Linked DNA regions of Homo sapiens: region 1 is linked to region 2. Evidence: chromatin contacts called from ENCODE Hi-C data. All regions are on one chromosome and are shown on one strand. Each heading gives the region's core, a stretch centred on a gene start or an enhancer-like site at or near the end of the contact. The rest is flanking DNA. Distances are from core to core; before and after follow the strand shown.

Region 1 (2,700 bases), core at 174-2,673, 470 kb before region 2:
TTTTTCTTTTCTTTTCTTTCTTTCTTTCTTTCTTTTTTTTTTTTTTTTCTGAGACAGGGTCTCGCTCTGTTACCCAGGCTGGAGTGCAGTGGTGTAATCACTGTTCATTGCAGCTTTGAGCTCCCGGGCTCAAGTGATCCTCCCACCTCAGCCTCCCAAGTAGCTGGGACTACAAATATGCACCACCACACCTGACTAATTTTTTTAATTTTGTAGAGATGAGGTCTCATTATGTTGCCCAAGCTGGTCTTGAACTGAGCTCAAGCAATCCACCTTCCCCGGCCTCCCAAAGAGCTGGGATTACAGGTGTGAGCCACCGAGCCTGGTTTCCTGTCCCTTCTTATAAGGTCACTAATCTCATCATGAGGGCTTCACCCTGATGACCTAATTACCCACCATAGGGTTTCAATGTATCAATTTGGGGGGACATAAACATTCACTCCATAACACTGTCCCTTACCTTATTGAATCGTCTGCTTTCCCTGAACTTGCCCAGACCCCTCCTCCTCCTGTCTGCACAGGCTCATCTCCTTGGGCATCACCCATCCTCCCAAGGCCAGGGCGGGTCCCTCCCTGTACATCTGTCTGTCACAGCCATGGTCACAGTGTGTGACTGATGCCATTCACAGTCTTCTTCCCCGCTGGCTAGAGCTCTGTGAGGGAAGGGGCTGTGTGAGATTCATGTTTGAGGCTCAGCACAGGGTCTGGCATGGAACAGGCACTAGGATGCTGTTGAATGAATGAATGAATGAATGGAGCTTGCGTTGCTGCTGCTCTCCCTCTCTGATGCCAATTGACTTTTCTTTGACCCCTGCTCCTCCATCTGCATATCCTGATTTCACCCCTTCCACAGCCCACTTTGGATGTCCCTTCCCTCACCACGCTGGCACCCATAGGCCCTGGTCTCCCAGTTATCACCTGGGCTTGTTACAGTGTCTCCTTTGCTTGGCTAGGAGCTCCTCAAGGGATGGGGGAGCCACTGAGACATTGAGGGACTCTGCAAATGTCTGCACCTGAGAAGGACTTCCTTCTGTACTGAGCTGGTGGTAACCTGATAGTGACCTGGTAGTAACCTGGCAGTAAGCTCATCTTGGTTTATGTACTCCAGGCCTGTAATTAGTGTTACTCTTCGAGCCCCTGGTCTCTTCCTCTCTCAGCATGACCCTCCCCTCCACCCTTTCTGGAACTGCTTTCTTGAGAGGAAGCCTAAGAAATGTGAACTGCGTCCACCAGCACATCTCACAAAGCCTTGTGCACACAGGAGGTGTTTGGTAGGTGTCTGTCAAGGAGCGCCCTGTTCAGCATCTAGTCATATCAAGCCCACACGGGGTGGTGAGTATAGAAAGGATGTAGAAACCACAAAAAGAAGTTGCCCTTTGCTTGGAAGTCACTGACTACCCCTTCTTGTTCTTGGTGGTGTGGTTACTTGCTAGTCTCTTGACTCATTTCAGCAGAGGTGAGACAGAAACGACCTGATGGCTGGGGCCTTTTCTGGGACTTCTTAAGGGGTCTTTGCACGTTAATAAAGGGGAGATTCCAAAATGATGCAATGAGTTGGCCAAGAGCCAGCAAGTAGCAGTTGAAAAAGAAAAAGTTTTTATACTAAGCTTGGGACTTGAGCAGCTAGACTCCTCCCTGCTCAATGTGCCATGGCCCTCTGAGAACAAAGCACGTTGACAGAAAATTAAATGTCACTGAATTAGCTGCAACATCCACTTGCTACAACCTCCACCCCCACTTGCTAATTGGGTCATGTTGGTCAAAGTACTTCACCCCTTCCTGCTGGTCCATTAAAATGGGGGTACTAAGAATACCCTTGTCACAGGGCTGCAGAATACTAGGTAATTTGGACAGTTTGAAACAGTTCCTGCTACACAGTGAGAGCTATATAAATGGTGACTTATTACTTGGTGCATGTTTGTTGAATTGTAGTAAATTATCTGATGGGAGAGGGGTGTCTGTGTTGTTATGGTGCTTAATTCTTCTTGTAGCACAGGTATCGGTCCCCATTGCCTATCCTCACCTCCAAGTTTCTCTCCTGTTCAGCAGCTGATAAGATTTTATAGTGAAAATCTCAATAAGAAAGAAGACTTCACGTGCACAGAATGTTCTAAAGGAAGCTTCATTATGTTCTCTTGAATGTTGATAAACAACTCTCATTTCTATTTGATGAGAATTTTTTGTGGGTTCTGAATGTTACGAGTAGCAATTTTATCAGAAATTATTTCTGTTTGTGGGTATGTTTGGTGGGGAATTGAAGTTGGTGGTTTTCTGATATTGGAAGCATTTCATGAACTGGGGTATTTCAAAACTGCTGTTTATGAAAGTGTTGGGGCTAATTCAGTGGCACTTAATTTTCTGTCAATATGCTTTGTTCTAAGAGGGTCATGGCTTGTTGTGCAGGAAGGAGCCTGCTGTTTATCCCTGCAAATGTTCTTGCATGGCTTCTAAGAGGATGTCAGGCATGCTGCTGGTCCTAGGGATAGAAAACAAAACAGACACAGTTCTTTGGGCAGCTGGGAACTGGTCTTAGATTCAGAGAGACCTGGGTTCAAGTCCTGACTCTGTCATTTACAAGCTATGGATTTTAAGAAAGTGACTTCACCTCTTTGAGCCTCAGTTTCCTTATCTGTCATATGGGGATAATATTGCTACCTGTTTTACAAGGAGGCTTTGAGGATGGATTGAGATGAGGTGTAC
Region 2 (3,034 bases), core at 445-2,944:
GATAAAGAACCAGATGTCTATAAACATTGCACAGGACACCCAGCCAAGTCTCTGTGTGTTACTTCCCTTTCTCTCTCCATGCAACAAGCCAGCATCTCTTAGTGTCTCTTAATCACCAGCAGGATCTGACAACCCCCAACTCACCTACGAGCATCTTGCATTATCTCAGTTTCAGCCCTCATCAGCTCTTTGCGGTGTAATGCTCCCCATGAGTCACCAAATTCCCCTATATTCTGAAAGAGCCTGTGCCTACATGGAAACCGCACAAGATCTGTCTCATCTTCCCACGGGCCAGAAATGGGGGTAGCAAGACCACGCCATCTTGTTTCTGATCGCGCAGACTTTACTCTCCTCCCACCCCAAAGAGGCAGAAGTTGCAAGGACCTAAAATAGTGGCCATACCACTATTCATGGAATGCCTGCTATATGCCAGGTGTTGCCATGCACAGCCAATTCCATGAGGGCCACTTGCATAGGAAGCATCCACTGGTCTCCTTCAGGCAGCCACCCCGACCCTCATCCATGAAGAACACAGTGGCTTTGGGGTTAGACACTTCTGTCACTTTAGTAAGTTGCTTAACCTCTCTGTGCCTCAGTTTCCTCATCTGCAAAGCAGAGACAAACTGTTGTGGAGATTCATTGAGATCATTTAGGGAGAGGGTCTAGTTCAGTGCCTGGTACACAGCACTTAATAAACGCTAGCATTGCCAGCGTCCCATCGCAGACTCCCCATGCGGTGTCATAACCGATAGTTTACTTGCAAACTTGCAATTCGTCCTTCTCCTTGAGGTTCACAGCCTCAAGGCAGGGTCTCTCCCGCTCATGAATGTCGTCCCTAGGCCAGTGACTGGCTGTAGAAGGTGCCTGAAAACTTTTACTGTGGGGTGAATGAAAAAATGAATGCCAATGTGGCAGCTGGGACTCAGGCCAGGCGACGTAACCCACACCGCAAGGATGGAAGAGGCAGAAGCAGGAATAGGCATTCAGGCGTGGGAGCCCCAGCCGTCCTTCTGTCCACCATGGCGAGCAGGGCCAGCGTCCTGTCCAAACCCTTGGTGCTGCAGATGAGGAGACCGAGGCGTGGCGCAGTTGGGCTGCTGTCAAGGATCACCCAACGGAGTGGGATGTAACAGGCACCGCAGGGGACCCCAGGCCAATGCCCTTTAGTCACGCCGCCACCTCCCTCCTGGAGCAGAAGGGGAACCCGACGCCTAAGCGGTTGCGTGCGAAGTTCCCAACCAGGCTCAAGGAGTCGCAGAGCCGGGGCTCCGGGCCCGCAGGACCCAGAAGCCACGCGCCCCGCGCTCCCCGCCCCGCCGCTGTCTGCTCGGCCGACCCACCTGGTGTCGCGTGCGCTGGCGGCCCGCGCGGCAGCCAAGCCAAAGGCCGAGGCCGAGGCCGAGCGCGGCGCCCAGCAGCACGGCGGGGGCCAGCAGGGCGGGCGCCGGCCGCAGCGCGTCCCGCCCCAGCAGCAGCCGCGCGTCGCTCTTGCAGGCCGCCCCGCCGCGGGCCATCCGGGGCGCTCAGGCTGCCGCCCCGCCGCATCCCGCCGCCTGCTGCACCGTCCCCGCCAGGGCGGCGACGCGGGACTTGGAGCCCGGGCGGGCCAGGGGCGCGGCCCGCTCCGCAGACTTTCTGGCCTGTGCAGTCTCCCGACTCCTGCTTCTCTCCCCTTCCCTGCTTCGCCGAGCCGGAGGGAGGAGCCTGGATCACCGCTCAAAACTTTCAGCCACCCCCGCCCCAGCCCTGCCCCTGCACTGAGCATGCCCAGAGACAGACGCGCCTCCCAGCCCCGGACCCTTCCGGAGGGGGGCCCGGTTTCCACCCCTTTAACTTTACTGAGGCTTAGAAGGCTCCTTTAAGTTTTTTGAGGCTTAGAATATGCTACGCATTTAGCTTAATGATCTCATTAACTTTCTCAATAACCCTCTGCGGTGGGTGCTCCGCCCATCCTCCTGATGAAGACGCTGGGATCAATGCAATTCCAACCCCCTGCCCTTGCCCCTAACCTCTACCCATCAACCTTCCCGGGAACACACCGCCCTCCACGCCTCTGAACTTGCTCACGCGAAGACTCCTGTTTTAATCTTATTTTGTCCCAGGGAAGGTCGAGACAATGGGTGGAGACACCGTTACACTCAGTCTCCACTAGGAGGATGGGTAAAGGGATCCTTACACCCAGACCCCACTGAGACGATGGGTAGAGAGACCCTTACACCTAGTCCCCACTAGGACCAAGGGTAGAGAGACCCTTACACCCACTCCCCACTGAGACAATGGATAAAGAGACCCTTACACCCGCTCCCCACTAGGACCAGGACACTGCACCATCCTTCATTTACTCAGCACTTGGAGAGAATCTGTTGTGTGTGTGTTGCAGGCTGGGGGATAGGCCAGCCACAAACCAGGCAGTGTCCAGGCTAGTGAGTATCTCACAGTTGTTTAGAGTGATAAAAAATTAAAGGAGTTCATCACTGTGTTTGCTTTAAACAAACATTTATGGGGTAGCTACTAGATGTTTGCTTTTGTCCTGGGTGCCTGGGTAAAGCACACATGCACATGCACGACTGCACACTTGCACTCAGGGGCACACACACACACACACCTACCCTGTGGAGCTTAATTCCCTGTGTGGGCCGGGCTAGGGGACACCATGGGGATCTGCTTCAGCAGAGGAGGGCTTTGTCCTTTCAGCCTAGATGTCCAGCTTGTTTCTAGTTTGTTTCATCATTTCCTCATGGCAAGATGGGAACTGTTATCCAAATTCTTCATCTTTTTTTAATAAATGAAGAAACTGACAGCTGGAGAGGAGAGGTGACTCATTTGCAATTAAGGAGTGGGGCAGAATTCTTGTCTCATTTACACCTGTGTCTGGCTTCAGGGCAAACTCTCTGCTATGTGGAGCTTCTTATATATTACCTTAGAAGCATCTCCAAGGTTCCTGGGGACATGTATGGGGGCAATAACTTGACGCTCTTGTTTTACATTTCCATGAATGCTTAGGCTTTAGTTTTTAAAATGTGGTGTTTGGGCC

Evidence for each region. A loop is a pair of places that touch in the nucleus more often than their neighbours do. Pooled maps may share reads with other maps.
Region 1: a loop to region 2 is called in a map of GM12878, with 5 times the contacts of the local background. The contact joins the enhancer-like site here to the promoter of EVC in region 2. A Hi-C loop is called at or near these places in 1 of 168 maps with a recorded cell type or tissue (GM12878), 2 of 37 single-sample maps with no recorded cell type and 4 of 50 pooled maps.

Annotation. Positions count from the first base shown.
Region 1 is chr4:6,179,759-6,182,458 of GRCh38, reverse strand. All of the region lies in intron 1 of JAKMIP1 (janus kinase and microtubule interacting protein 1), which reads left to right. Among named protein-coding and RNA genes, the nearest start is that of JAKMIP1, 19 kb to the left of the region's middle. RefSeq lists an enhancer at 1,391-1,680. Within about 2 kb of position 1,423, at least 5 of the 41 ENCODE cell types and tissues checked have a DNase peak (open chromatin) inside an H3K27ac peak, as active enhancers do; they include GM12878, where a contact is called at or near this core.
Region 2 is chr4:5,709,861-5,712,894 of GRCh38, reverse strand. EVC (EvC ciliary complex subunit 1) reads right to left here and starts at 1,694. Exons shown (of 21, transcript NM_153717.3): 1 at 1,341-1,694. The coding sequence starts at 1,514. RefSeq lists enhancers at 51-360, 946-1,015 and silencers at 1,486-1,635, 1,686-1,735.